Regions from separate parts of the Homo sapiens genome. Here region 1 is linked to region 2. The links are chromatin loops, found by intact Hi-C in ENCODE. Cell type or tissue: natural killer cell. All regions are shown on one strand. Links, peaks and the distances in the headings refer to the core of each region. The heading gives the core; the rest is flanking DNA. Region 1 overlaps ICA1 (islet cell autoantigen 1). Region 2 overlaps GLCCI1 (glucocorticoid induced 1).

The links. A loop is a pair of places that touch in the nucleus more often than their neighbours do. Peaks named below come from ENCODE experiments on the same cell type or tissue, not always from the same donor. Only the 100,000 strongest peaks of a DNase experiment are listed, where the experiment ranks them.
Region 1: a loop joins it to region 2, with 4 times the contacts of the local background. A loop is called at or near these places in 1 of 110 quality-filtered maps.

The regions. Positions count from the first base shown.
Region 1 is chr7:8,128,373-8,130,872 of GRCh38, reverse strand. The region is part of intron 12 of ICA1 (islet cell autoantigen 1); the gene reads left to right. Among named protein-coding and RNA genes, the nearest start is that of ICA1, 130 kb to the left of the region's middle. In natural killer cell, for the core only: no CTCF peak of the experiment used is centred there; DNase peaks (open chromatin) are centred at 1,372 and 1,692; H3K27ac peaks cover 2,064 bases.
Region 2 is chr7:8,011,249-8,021,300 of GRCh38, reverse strand. The region is part of intron 2 of GLCCI1 (glucocorticoid induced 1); the gene reads right to left. Among named protein-coding and RNA genes, the nearest start is that of GLCCI1, 47 kb to the right of the region's middle. In natural killer cell, for the core only: no CTCF peak of the experiment used is centred there; a DNase peak (open chromatin) is centred at 5,980; H3K4me3 peaks cover 336 bases; H3K27ac peaks cover 1,545 bases.

The DNA.
Region 1 (2,500 bases), core at 1-2,500, 110 kb before region 2:
CACCAAAGTCCATTATAAACACCATAGCACAAAACCTAAACAATAAAAACAAAGATGGAGCTATTACAGTCTGTGGTTATTTTTAGAAGGCTTACAGTTTATTATTTGTTCTTGCTAATGTTAATGATGATCTTCCCTGGACAGACATCTGTACTAAAGTAGTGAAGCCTCCCTGAGGGTTTGACTTAGTGGAGGGCTGTATAAAGCGACTGTAGAAGGAACATACGTCATTTCCAAGGTGCATTTGAAATTATCTGCTCCTCCAGGGTCTACACATTGACTTGACTTGGTTTCAATAGAATAGGTTTGGTTCAGTAATTATCTGGTTTCAGTCAGGGCAAAAAGTAAACTATAAGAAAGGGTTTGGGCATTCCAGTCCTACCTGAAAGTAGGAAGTATAGAGTTCTGTAATGTTAATAATCCTTAAAAAGGTGATGCTGGAGAGGGGAGCATGCGTAGATACAGGTGTTGATGGACACATCCTGAGCTGCGAAGGTTGCTTTCCTTTCCTTCAGCTCCTGCCTTCATCCACAGAGGTGGGCCACCTGCCTGACCTTACAGTCCTGCCTCGCCCACCATGTGCAGGCTCAAGTGGTTCCTGAACTACCCTGTTAATATCACACTGTCGAAATACCATTCGACCCAGCCATCCCATTACTGGGTATAGACCCAAAGGATTATAAATCATGCTGCTATAAAGACACATGCCCACGTATGTTTATTGCGGCACTAGCAGCAAAGACTTGGAACCAACCCAAATGTCCAACAATGATAGACTGGATTAAGAAAATGTGGCACATATACACCATGGAATACTATGCAGCCATAAAAAAGGATGAGTTCATGTCCTTTGTAGGGACATGGATGAAGCTGGAAACCATCATTCTCAGCAAACTATCGCCAAGGACAAAAAACCAAATACCGCATATTCTATCTCGTAGGTGGGAATTGAACAATGAGAACACATGGACACAGGAAGGGGAACATCACACACCGGGGACTGTTGTGGGGTGGGGGGAGGGGGGAGGGATACCATTAGGAGATATACCTAATGTTAAATGACGAGTTAATGGGTGCAACACACCAGCATGGCACATGTATACATATGTAACAAACCTGCACGTTGTGCACATTTACCCTAAAACTTAAAGTATAATAATAATAATTTTAAAAAAAATCACACTGTCTCAGAAGCCTGTTTAAAATGCCATTTGCCCCATCTTCTCACCCACAACACCTACAGGCTAGCTCTTAGTGAGAATTTCTGTGATAACACAAACAATAAGAATGCTTACATTAGACAGTTGTCCGACTAAAGTGATGTTTTGCCACTATTTTTAAACCACAGGGACATGAGAGTGACTAGATTCTTCCCCTCCCTGATTTATAGCCTGTCTGCTCAGCACATCAGAAATCCCCTTCATCTTTAGATCTTTATGTAAAGTGTGATTGAAAATAGATCCAGTAAAGCCAACACAGAGAACTTTTTTTTTTTTAAAAAAAAAGCCTTTACTTACTAATTATCTTATACATTTGAAGAAAACCTGGTCATCTCATTTAATATGACCATATCAGAATTGCAGCATGTCTCAGAAAAAAAACATAAATCATGATTTTTTTCTTCTCTTTGTGAATTAACAACAAAAATGTTTATAGTTTCCAAGTGGCAGTTAGATACCACCACAAAGCCACAGTTGATAACACCATCAGTCTTTGGTTCTCAAAATAAGTAATAAACCCAGTGAAAGGACTTGGTGTAAGATTTCTGATAGTAATGCTACTTGTATTCAATATTCAGTATTCTGCCAATGTTCGTAATGTAAGGATGGCTGCCTTCTTTAAAGCCTTCCTTCTGGAAAGGCAATTAGGTTTAAAGTGTATTTCTTTTGGTCTTCCTGACAACACCGAGGTGGCCGTTATTAACATGATAACCTTGTGGATGAGCAAACAGAGGCTCAAGGGGGTCTAAGGGTTTTTACCGAAGTCACATAGCAGCGAAGGGGTGGACCTGAGGCTTCCCCTCTGATCCGGTGCTCACTTCAACGCCCCTCGAACTGTGTCTCTAGCCTGTGAAGCTCCCTGACTCGCAGCCTCTTTCCCTTTTATTTTATTGCTGCAAAAGGCACTTAGGCAAACCAGACCCACTTTTCCTTTGCTTCATGCAATGGAGTTTCAGCAAAGTGGGAAGGAAGTAAGGATGCCTCTCTTGGGCATTGTTGAGCTCTGGACATCCTCCCCTTCACTGTCGTGCCCTGGGCCAGGGCATGGTGAAAGTTCTCTCCCCATCCTGGGTGGCAGGACAGGCTGCCACATGGCGTGTTGCTGTTCCAGCCCAGGCAATGTGTATTGAGGGCTTGCGTGGGAAGATTTGGGAAGCTATGCAAACAAGGAACTAAGATCTCCAACATGTTTTCAATCTTGGCCTTGTTTCATATCTGAGAAATGTTTTGGTAAATTTGTTTTTATATTAAAGAAAAACCAAAATCCTAGAGTCTGATGC
Region 2 (10,052 bases), core at 4,650-7,149:
GCTTTAAAAATTATTTTTCAATACATGCTGAAAAAGGTATCATTTATATTAAGGCCATACTTGTGACTACATAATATGTAAGTTCTTATGAAGAAGTCATCAGTTCTATTTTACAGTTCAAAATGCTTGTGGAAAACTTTTAAAATAATCACCACGTCTTAAAAGCAATGATATTCAAAAAAACCGTTAACAACTGAATGCTAGCTGAATAAACACAAAAATAAACTGCTTGAGCAGTTCACTAGTAAAAAGAAGTTTTTAAGTCAATTGACAGAGTAAAATACTTTATTCAATCAGCAAGACCACGGATAAGAGGTATCAATATATTAAATAAGTTGCTTATAAAAAACTATTACTTATTAGAATTTCCTATGTTCCGTCCTAGATAAGATGACGTACTCTGAAAATAATTCAACCCTCCAAATCATTGTATCCTTAATAATGAATTTATTCCAAAATTATTCAATTGTTTAGTCACTTTTATTTTGATAATTTATATAACTTAATGGTTTTACCTGTCTAGCAACTGAGCATTACTCTTATCAAAATGAAAAGATTAAGAATCATAATCTTTATAACTCAAAGTATATTCACAGAAAATGAGTCAAATTTTTAGCATTTTCCACAATTATTCAAAATCAACATTTATAATATGAATTACATTCATTTTGTACAGCCCTTTTTCAAAGGACATTTACATATACTGTATCTCCAACTTACAGATAAATTAATAGCCACAAAAATTCTGCAACTGCTTCAACACTGGCAAGCACGCCAACAGCAAAAGGAACTAAATCTGAGTTCTCTTATCTCACAGATTATCTTCTTTCTTCCTATTATCCTTTTCTTAAAAATGAATATGAAAACTTATTCAGTTATTTCAGAGTGTGTTATTTACACAAAAGAATTACCTACAAAAGAAATCAAGTTAGTAGTATATGTATAGTTATGTGCTGCATAACAATGTTTTGGTCAATGATGGATGGTATACCTAACAGTGGTCCCATAAAATTATAATGAAGCTGAAAAATTCCTATTACCTAGTGATGTCTTGATGATCCTGATCTTGTGTGGGCCTAGGCTAATGTGTATGTTTGTCTTAGCTTTAAAAAAAAGTCTAAAAAGGAAATAAATAAACAAATAAATAAATAAAAGCTTACAGAATAAGAATAGTTTGTTATGGTTGTAAAATATGTTTGTGTTTTAAGCTAAGTGTTATTATGAAAGGCTCAAAAAGCTAAACAAAATTAAGTTTATGAAGTAAAAATGTTATGGTAAGCTAAGGTTAACATTACTGAAGAAAGAAAAGTATTTGTTATAAACTTAGTGTAACCTAAATGTGCAGTGCTTAGAAAGTCTACAGTAGTTTACGGTAATACCCTAAGCCTTCACATTCACTCACCGCTCACTGACCCAATTGGAGCAGGTTCCAGTCCTGCAAACTCCATTCCATGGTACATGCCCTATACAGGTGTATCATTTTCTACCTTTATGTATTATATTTTTACTGTGCCTTTTCTATGTTTATATATACAAATATCACTACGTTACAGTTGCCTACAGTCTGCATTACGGTAACATGCTGTACAGTTTTGTAGCCTAAGAGCAACGGGCTATGCCACATAGCCTCAGTGTGTAGTAGGCTACACCATCTAGGTTTGTGTAAGTACACTCTATGATGTTCGCACAGCGATGAATGCCTAACGATGCATTTCTCAAAACATATCCCCCTCATGAAGTGACAGTGACTGTAGTTTAAAAAAAAGAAAAACGACTGAAAGAGTTCTCTCAATCATGTAACTATAGAATGCATATAATTTAAGGTCATCATAGTATTAACTTTCCAAAAATATCCCCCAAAGAGTAGTTTTAATTCCATCAATTTAAAATAAACAGTATAAAAAAATTCTCATCTACAAATATATTCTATAGATTGAATTGTCCAATACAACAGCTACTAGCCACATGTGCCTATTTAGATTTAAATTAATGAGGACCTAATAAAACTAAACTTCCTTAGTCACACTTAGCACATTTTAAAAGCTCAATAACCACATGTGGCTACCGGCTGTCATATAGGACAACACAAATATAGAACATTTCCAATACTAAAGAAAGTTCAATTGGAGGGCAGTGTTCTATACACTGATCACTGATTTTTAATGAGTTATTTTAGCCAAAACAAAACCAAAAGATGGCTACCAAAATCAAATCTATTTAAAGCTGATGATTAAGAAGTCACAGAAGTGACTAATTTGAATCCAATTTATTAAACCTGTGTATTTGAGAAATGTTTTACCATTTCAATCAGGAAAATAACACAAAGTAGCAAAAGTTCTTTCCTTTCATATCAGCAAGCAGCCCCTTCCAACTGGTCTGTTATTCTGTCCATTAATCTAGACTAGAATTTTTTAAATAGTGCTACATATAACCATGCCTTTGGTGTTAAAAGGAGTAGACAAAAAGGGTTCCACAGTTAAATAAATTTAGGAAAAACTGTAATATCATACCATCATTTAAAAGAAATGAAACTTCTGTACACTTGAACAATGCAGAACTAAAACCTATCTGTAAGACTATTAACAAAAAAGGTAGTTGGAAAAAAAAAGCCTCTATGTAAAAAGGATACCTATAGGTAGAAGGGGTCCTTTTCTATTCTCACTCCCTGGAAGTCTCCAAAGTCCAGACTATGAAATTTCTTTCCAACCTCTAGGGCCATCCTCCCAGCTCCAACCTGTGTGAGAACCACTTTTTCTCTAAGTAAAATACAAAGGGAATAATCCCACTGCACAGGACTAAAGAGGCTTCAAAATGAATACCATTAGAAAAATTATTTTTGGCTAGATCAACCAAAAAGCTTAAATACTGGGTGCTTTTGTTATGTATATCTTTATTCACTAACTAGAAAGGGCCAATATGCTTTTTAGTTTTATCAACTTCAAACCAGCTCAAACTAACTCCTAGCAAAAAACATGCTTTGTCAATGTGCAAAAGTCTAAAGCCACTTAAAAAAAATCCATCAACAAAAACATAACAAAATTCTTTAATCTTATTTAAATATTAAAAAATCTATTTTATGTGGTTCATCACTGGTCTTAAAATTTATTGTAGTTTATAAATCAATTATAGAAATATGAGTACTGACTGCTAATTATTTTATAGTACTTATAGCAATGATAAACCTAGCAAGAAATGAGATGTAATTAGCTGAAAAATCAATGATACCTATATTAAGAATTAATTATGACCACAGACTAATCTTAAATTATAAAAAAGTTTAGAATAGGTAATGACAAACCATTATTTACAAATATTTGTTTTTGTTTACAAAAATTTGTTTTTGACTAATAAAACAATTTTTAACTTCTTTTAAAACTTCTTTAAATATTATTTTGAAAAGTCTATCCTGATGAAGTATTACAAAGCAGCACAAAAGATTGTGGTTCTAGTGTAATTATCCTTTGCCTTTCTGGGAAGAGTGGTAACCAGATATAGTAAATAGCTGCTCTGATTAGCAAAGAGTGTAGAAAAAGGCAGAATTCAGCTCAAACAAAACACTGTGGAAGTTAAGACTGCATTTTTATTTTATGTAAAGTCGGAAGGTTTTTTTTTAAGCTTTAGGAATTCAGCAATAGCAGCACTTACATATTCAAATTTTTTATCAAGCTCCAACTCTATGCTAAGTTTTGTGCTCATTATGTTAGACCAGTTTCAAAGTGCAGTCCCCAAATGAGCAGCAGCATCATCACATGTTAGAAAAGCAAATTCTCAGGCTCAACCTCAGACTACTAGATCTGGAACTCTTAGATAAGGCCCAGAAATATACTTCTTATTTTTTAAGCAACCTTTTCAGATTATTCTGATGGATTCTAAAGTTTGAAAACCAGTGTTAGACTAAAAAATTGAAATCAATAAGATACGGAATCTGCACTCAAGGTGTCATGTTGACCATATACCCACTCATTTTTCTTGCTAGCTTTGAACATGTTATTGTTTTAAAATCTCTTACATCTGACAGAAAATCAGCAACACAGGTGATTACTACATATGGCCAAAAATATTTTTCACACCATTCTAAAAAACACCCACTGAAGTCATAAAAATAGTGCTAAGATGATGGCATGAATATCACCAATAGGATAACTAAGTAATGGAGGAGGGAGTAGCTTTCCTAAGAATGTAAATACGCTCTCCTGCACATGAACCTATAGATTTGAAGTACCATTTCTTATTTGTAAGACAGCAAACACACAATAACTACCTCTGACTGAATGAATCCTGACCTACCAGAAATTGTTTATTGAATTTCACAGCCCTCACATGCTCTGGGGTCACTTGTGTCATTTCTATGCCATTTCCTACCAGTCCAGACCTAATGTTCATAATTGTATAATCAATAGTTGATACTAGTAATAAAGACTTTTCCTGTCCACTTAATTCCATATTATTATATTTAAACCCGGTAACAGTAAAATACTATTGATTCTAATCAAAGGCAACTAATAAGTATCAGTGTCTGTTATGTCATAGATACTGTGCTAGAAGCTTAACATGGATTGTTTCATATAATCCTCATTGCAATAGGCTATGTTGACAATAATAGTTGTCCCCCAAAAGCTGTTAGAATTCCAATAGCATGGAAAAGTTTTCCCTTAGTTTATACTGGTTCCTAACAATATGGTATCTCCCATATCAATCATTCATTTATTCATTCATTTATACAAAACAGTATACCTTAAGAGGCATACTGCTTTCTCATACCATACCGTAAACTATGACCTAATTTTAAACTATAACTCTATGATCTTAATTGGTTTTTTTTGTTTGTTTTTGAGATGGAGTCTCGCTCTGTCGTCCAGGCTGGAGTGCAGTGGTGCGATCTCGGCTCGCTGCAAGCTCCACCTCCCGGGTTCACGCCATTCTCCTGCCTCAGCCTCCCGAGTAGTTGGGACTACAGGCGCCCACCACCACACCCGGCTAATTTTTTGTATTTTTAGTAGAGACGGGGTTTCACCATGTTAGCCAGGATGATCTTGATCTCCTGACCTCATGATCTGCCCACCTCGGTCTCCCAAAGTGCTGGGATTACAGGCGTAAGCCACCGCGCCCGGGCGATCTTAACTGTTAAGGCATAATGTCTCTAACGTAAAAATGTCTTTCTCAGTAAATTCTGTTTAATATTATCACAGGAATTTTTCATAGAAAATTGATACAAGATATAACAGGTTGAGAACCAATGTATAAGTCAATGTACAAAACCAACACAGGTCAGGGGACCAGAGTAAGAGTGTTATTCCAAATAAATACAACCTATTTCACAATTTTACCTAGAGTGTGCTTAGGGGCAAAGGCATGAGAAAGCAATGAAGAAAAACAGGTTAATTTTGTTTCCAGCTAAATGTTTCTCGTAAAGGGAAGAAAACTGAGTATCAGGGTAACGGGGGTATGGGAAAGGCCTTTCGCTGTATACTTTCTACTTTTGAAACAAATGAACACATAACGTATTAAAATTAATAAGTAGAATTTTGACTTTGGTAATTTTAGAGATGGTATTTGAAACTAATGAATAAAATGTTAAATATTTTAGTTATGGGTTAAAATCTTTCATTAATATAACTGAGTATATTCCTTTAGCAACCAAAGAAATTACTCCCTAAACCAGGAACATGACTAATTTGGTGTGAACTATTCAACTCTAGGATTCTACAATCCTCTGTCTCATAATTAGATGATGGCTGAGAGAAAAAGTAAAGGTGATCTCAACAGCCAGTCAGGGGCCAGCTCCATAAAAAATAATTTAGACCCCTAGAATGCAATCTAAGAGGCAAAAACAGTCAAATCTTCAGTCTTGCTTCCATTTCATGAAGAAGTCCCCCAGCCCCTAAAATGTTTCAGCAACTGCTGTTTCTTAAATATATTTCAAAAGCAAGCCCTTTGACAAGGGCACAGGAAACTCAGACAGCTGTATAAAGTGTGACTTTTGGTCAGGAAATGAATTTCTGATCAGAGTGATAAAACTGAAAGTTATTTTTTATATCAGTAAGTATTTGAGGTGCATCATCTGTTCCTTTGACTAAAGTCCTCCCTAACCAAGCTCCTTTCAGGAATGGAGGAAAAGGCTAGGTACTTTAAATATGACGTCAACAGAAAAGAATATATATGTTTTAGTTCAGAGTTAGTTAACTTTATTGAATGTTGCCTAAAGCCAAATGCTAACTACTTAGTCTGGATCTGTTTCTTAAAAACAAATAAAAACAAATAGATTTCTAGGGAAAGATGCTGACATAGAGGCAGGATCATAAAACTCCATAGACTGAAGTCTAATGAGATTAAGAGAAACTGCTTTATGTGCTTTTGGCATGTCTCATGTTTCACAGTTTAACTTTTAAAAATTAATTTAAAACAATAAAATACCAAATATAATAATACCATCACCTGGAGAAAGGGAAGTATCAGTATATGTAATTTTATTTAAGATCTAACCATCCCATCTCTCACCTCTCAGAGAATACAAGTTTTGAAATCTCTCCCTGATATCAACCAAGAGACCAAGTGCCATGGAAGAAATTAAGAAAATTTTCTAAAGTGCTACAATCCAAAAACATACTAGGCTAGTAAGTAAGTTACTTAGGTAAAATCCTTTCAGACCCAAGTGACAGAATTCAGATGATATTTATACTGTGTTATGCTAGAGCACAGAGGAAGGAAATCTTGCAAAACCTGTTTATGAAGCAAGTGTAAAAATACTCTAAGGCTCATGAAAAAAAATTAAGAACTCATTGCTGAATAATAAACAAATATAGAATTAACAAACATATTCACTGATGAAATGGCATTTTCCACATAAATTATTATTCCTGATTAAAACAAGAAAAACCATTAGTAAAATAAGCATGTGTACTCTACGTATAACAAACACACATGCTTCACAGCAAATGTCAGTATACCTTGTCCAGTGAGTAAACTAGATACATTACCATTAGAGTCAAGAAAGAGGCCAAGGCAGCCGGGTACAGTGGCTCACATCTGTCATCTCAGCACTTTGGGAGGCCGAGATGGGTGGATCACCTGAGGTCCACCTGAGGAATTTGAGACCAGCCTGACCAACATGGTGAAACCCCGTCTCTACTAAAAAATTAAAAAATTAGCTGGGCATGGTGGCGGGCGCCTGTAATTCCAGCTACTCGGGAGGCTAAGGCAGGAGAATCACTTGAACCTAGAAGGTGGAGGCTGCAGTGAGCCAAGACAGTGCCATTGCACTCCAGCCTGGGCGACAGAGCAAGACTCCGTCTCAAAAAAAAAAAAAAAAGTCAAGGCCTTCAGTACCATAACTGTTAGTTTACATGGTTCTCGGAGTGGCAACAAATGCAATTCCAAAAGAGGACACATACCAAGAAATAAATAACGAAAAGGATGTAGAATTACTATTTGGATGATCGTACAGCCGAAAAACCAAAGAAAATTACCTAAAAATTACTAGAAACAAGAAAAGTCAAGTTGAAGATGTCCTGTATGTAAATTAGATATTAAATATCCTAATTACAACAGCAACCAAAAAAGACAAAATATTTAGATATAAGTTTAACAAGAAATGTGTTGTTCCAATAAGAAGTTGTAAAATATTCTGAAGGGCAAACATAATACTTGAATGAATAAAAAGATATACCCCTTTCTTGGATAAGATTCAATATGGTAACAATTCCCCTGAATTCATATTTAATTGTAATATAAAACATTTTGAGGAATTGTACAAATTATAAAATTAACTGAGAAAAATAAATACGCAAGACTAGCCATACAAATTATTAAAATGAATTACTAAGCAATACAAATTAAAATCATTCAGTATTAAAAAAGATATTAATGGTATATAGTATAGCATAGAGAAGCCAGAAAGAGATCCAAATAAGAATGGAAATTTATGATATAACAATATCTCAAATCAGCAGGGAAAAGATAAACTCTTTATCAACTGTTAGTCACTTTGAAAAATAAATAAAGCTGGATATCACCTCATGCCTTCCATCAAAATAAACTCCAGAAATATCAAAGACACAAATATGTAAAAAGAAACATAAAACTATTAAAAGAAAATATAGTTTAAATGAAATTTTTTAACTTGGAGTGGAAAAAATCTTTCCCAATTATGGCATAATGCAAAAAGCCACAAGGCACAGACCACTGTGATAAATACAGCAGCCAGAAATAAACCCTAGCATATACGGTAAATTGATTTTTGATAAGGGTGTCGAGGCCATTCAATGGGAAAAGGACAGCCTTTTCAACAACTGGTGCTGGGAGAACTGGATATTCACATCCAAAAGAACGAAGTTGGACTCTTACCTTATACAAAAATGGACTCAAATGGATCAAAGACATAAACTTAAAGGCTAAAATTCTTAGAAGAAAATAAGAAGAAAGCTTCCTGACACTGGATTTGGCAAGGATTTCTTGAATATGCCAACAAAAGTACAGTCAACAAATGGAAAAATAGATAAACTGGACTTTATCAAAATTAAAAACTAGTACACTATCAAAAGAATAAAAAGGCAACCTGGCCAGGCGTGGTGGCTCACGCCTGTAATCCCAGTACTTTGGGAGGCTGAGGCGGGTGGATCACAAGGTCAGGAGATCAAGACCATCCTGGCTAACACGGTGAAACCCCGTCTCTACTAAAAAATACAAAAAATTAGCCGGGCATGGTGGCAGGCGCCTGTAGTCCCAGCTACTCGGGAGGCTGAGGCAGGAGAATGGCATGAACCCAGGAGGTGGAGCTTGCAGTGAGCCGAGATCACACCACTGCACTCCAGCCTGGGTGACAGAGCAAGACTCCATCTCAAAAAAAAAAAAAAAAAAAAAAAAAAAAAAGAATAAAAAGGCAACCCACAGAATGGGAGAAAATATTTGCAAACCATGTATCTGATAAGAGATTTATATCCAGTATATATAAAGAACTCCTAAAACTCAACAACAAAAAACCCAATTCAAAAATAGACAAAGGACTTGAATAGACATTTCTCCAAAAAAGAAATACAGATGGCCAAAAAGCAGATGAAGTGATGCTCAGCATCATTAATCATTTAGGAAATACAAATCGAAAATCAAAGTAAGATACCAGGTTGACTATTATGTTTTAAAAAAGGAAAAAAGAAAATATTGGCAAAGATGTAGAAAAACTGGACCCCTGGCTGGGCACGGTGACTCATGCCTGTAATCCTAGCACTTTGGAAGGCCGAGGCAAGCGGATCACAAGGTCGAGAGATTGAGACCATCCTGGCTAACACAGTGAAACCCCGTCTCTACTAAAAATACAAAAAATTAGCTGGGCGTGGTGGCGTGTGCCTGCAGTGCCAGCTGCTGGGGAGGCTGAGGCAGGAGAATGGCGTGAACCCGGGAGGCAGAGCTTGCAGTGAGCCAAGATAGTGCCACTGCATTCCTGCCTGGGCGACACAGCGAGACTCCATCTCAAAAAACAAACAAAAAAACAAAAAACAACAACAACAACAACAAGAAAAAACAACTGGACCCCTGTGCGTTGCTAATGTGAGTATAAAATACTACAGCCATAGTGGAAGACAGTACATCAGTTCATCAAAAATTTAAACACAGAATTACCCTATGATCTAGCAGTTCTACTTCTGGAAATATATACAAAAGAACTGAAAGCCGAGACTCGAAAAGATACCCACACACTAATGTTGCTAGCAGCATTATTTGCAACTGTCAAAAAGCAGAAACAACCTAAATGTCCACCCATAGACGAATGGATAAAGAAAATGTGGTATGTATATCTAATGGAATATTATTCTGCTTTAAAAAGGAAGGAAATTTTGACACACAGCTACAATGTCAAATCCTGAAATCATTATACTAAGTAAAATAAACCAGACAAAAAAGGAAAATACTGTATGATTTTCTTATATGAGGTTCCTAGAGTATATTCACAGAGACAGAAAATAGAATGATGGCTACCAGAGGCTGGCGTGTGGTGGGGAGGATGGAGAGCTAGTATTTAATAAACACAGAGTTTCAGCTGGAAAAAGTAAAAAAGT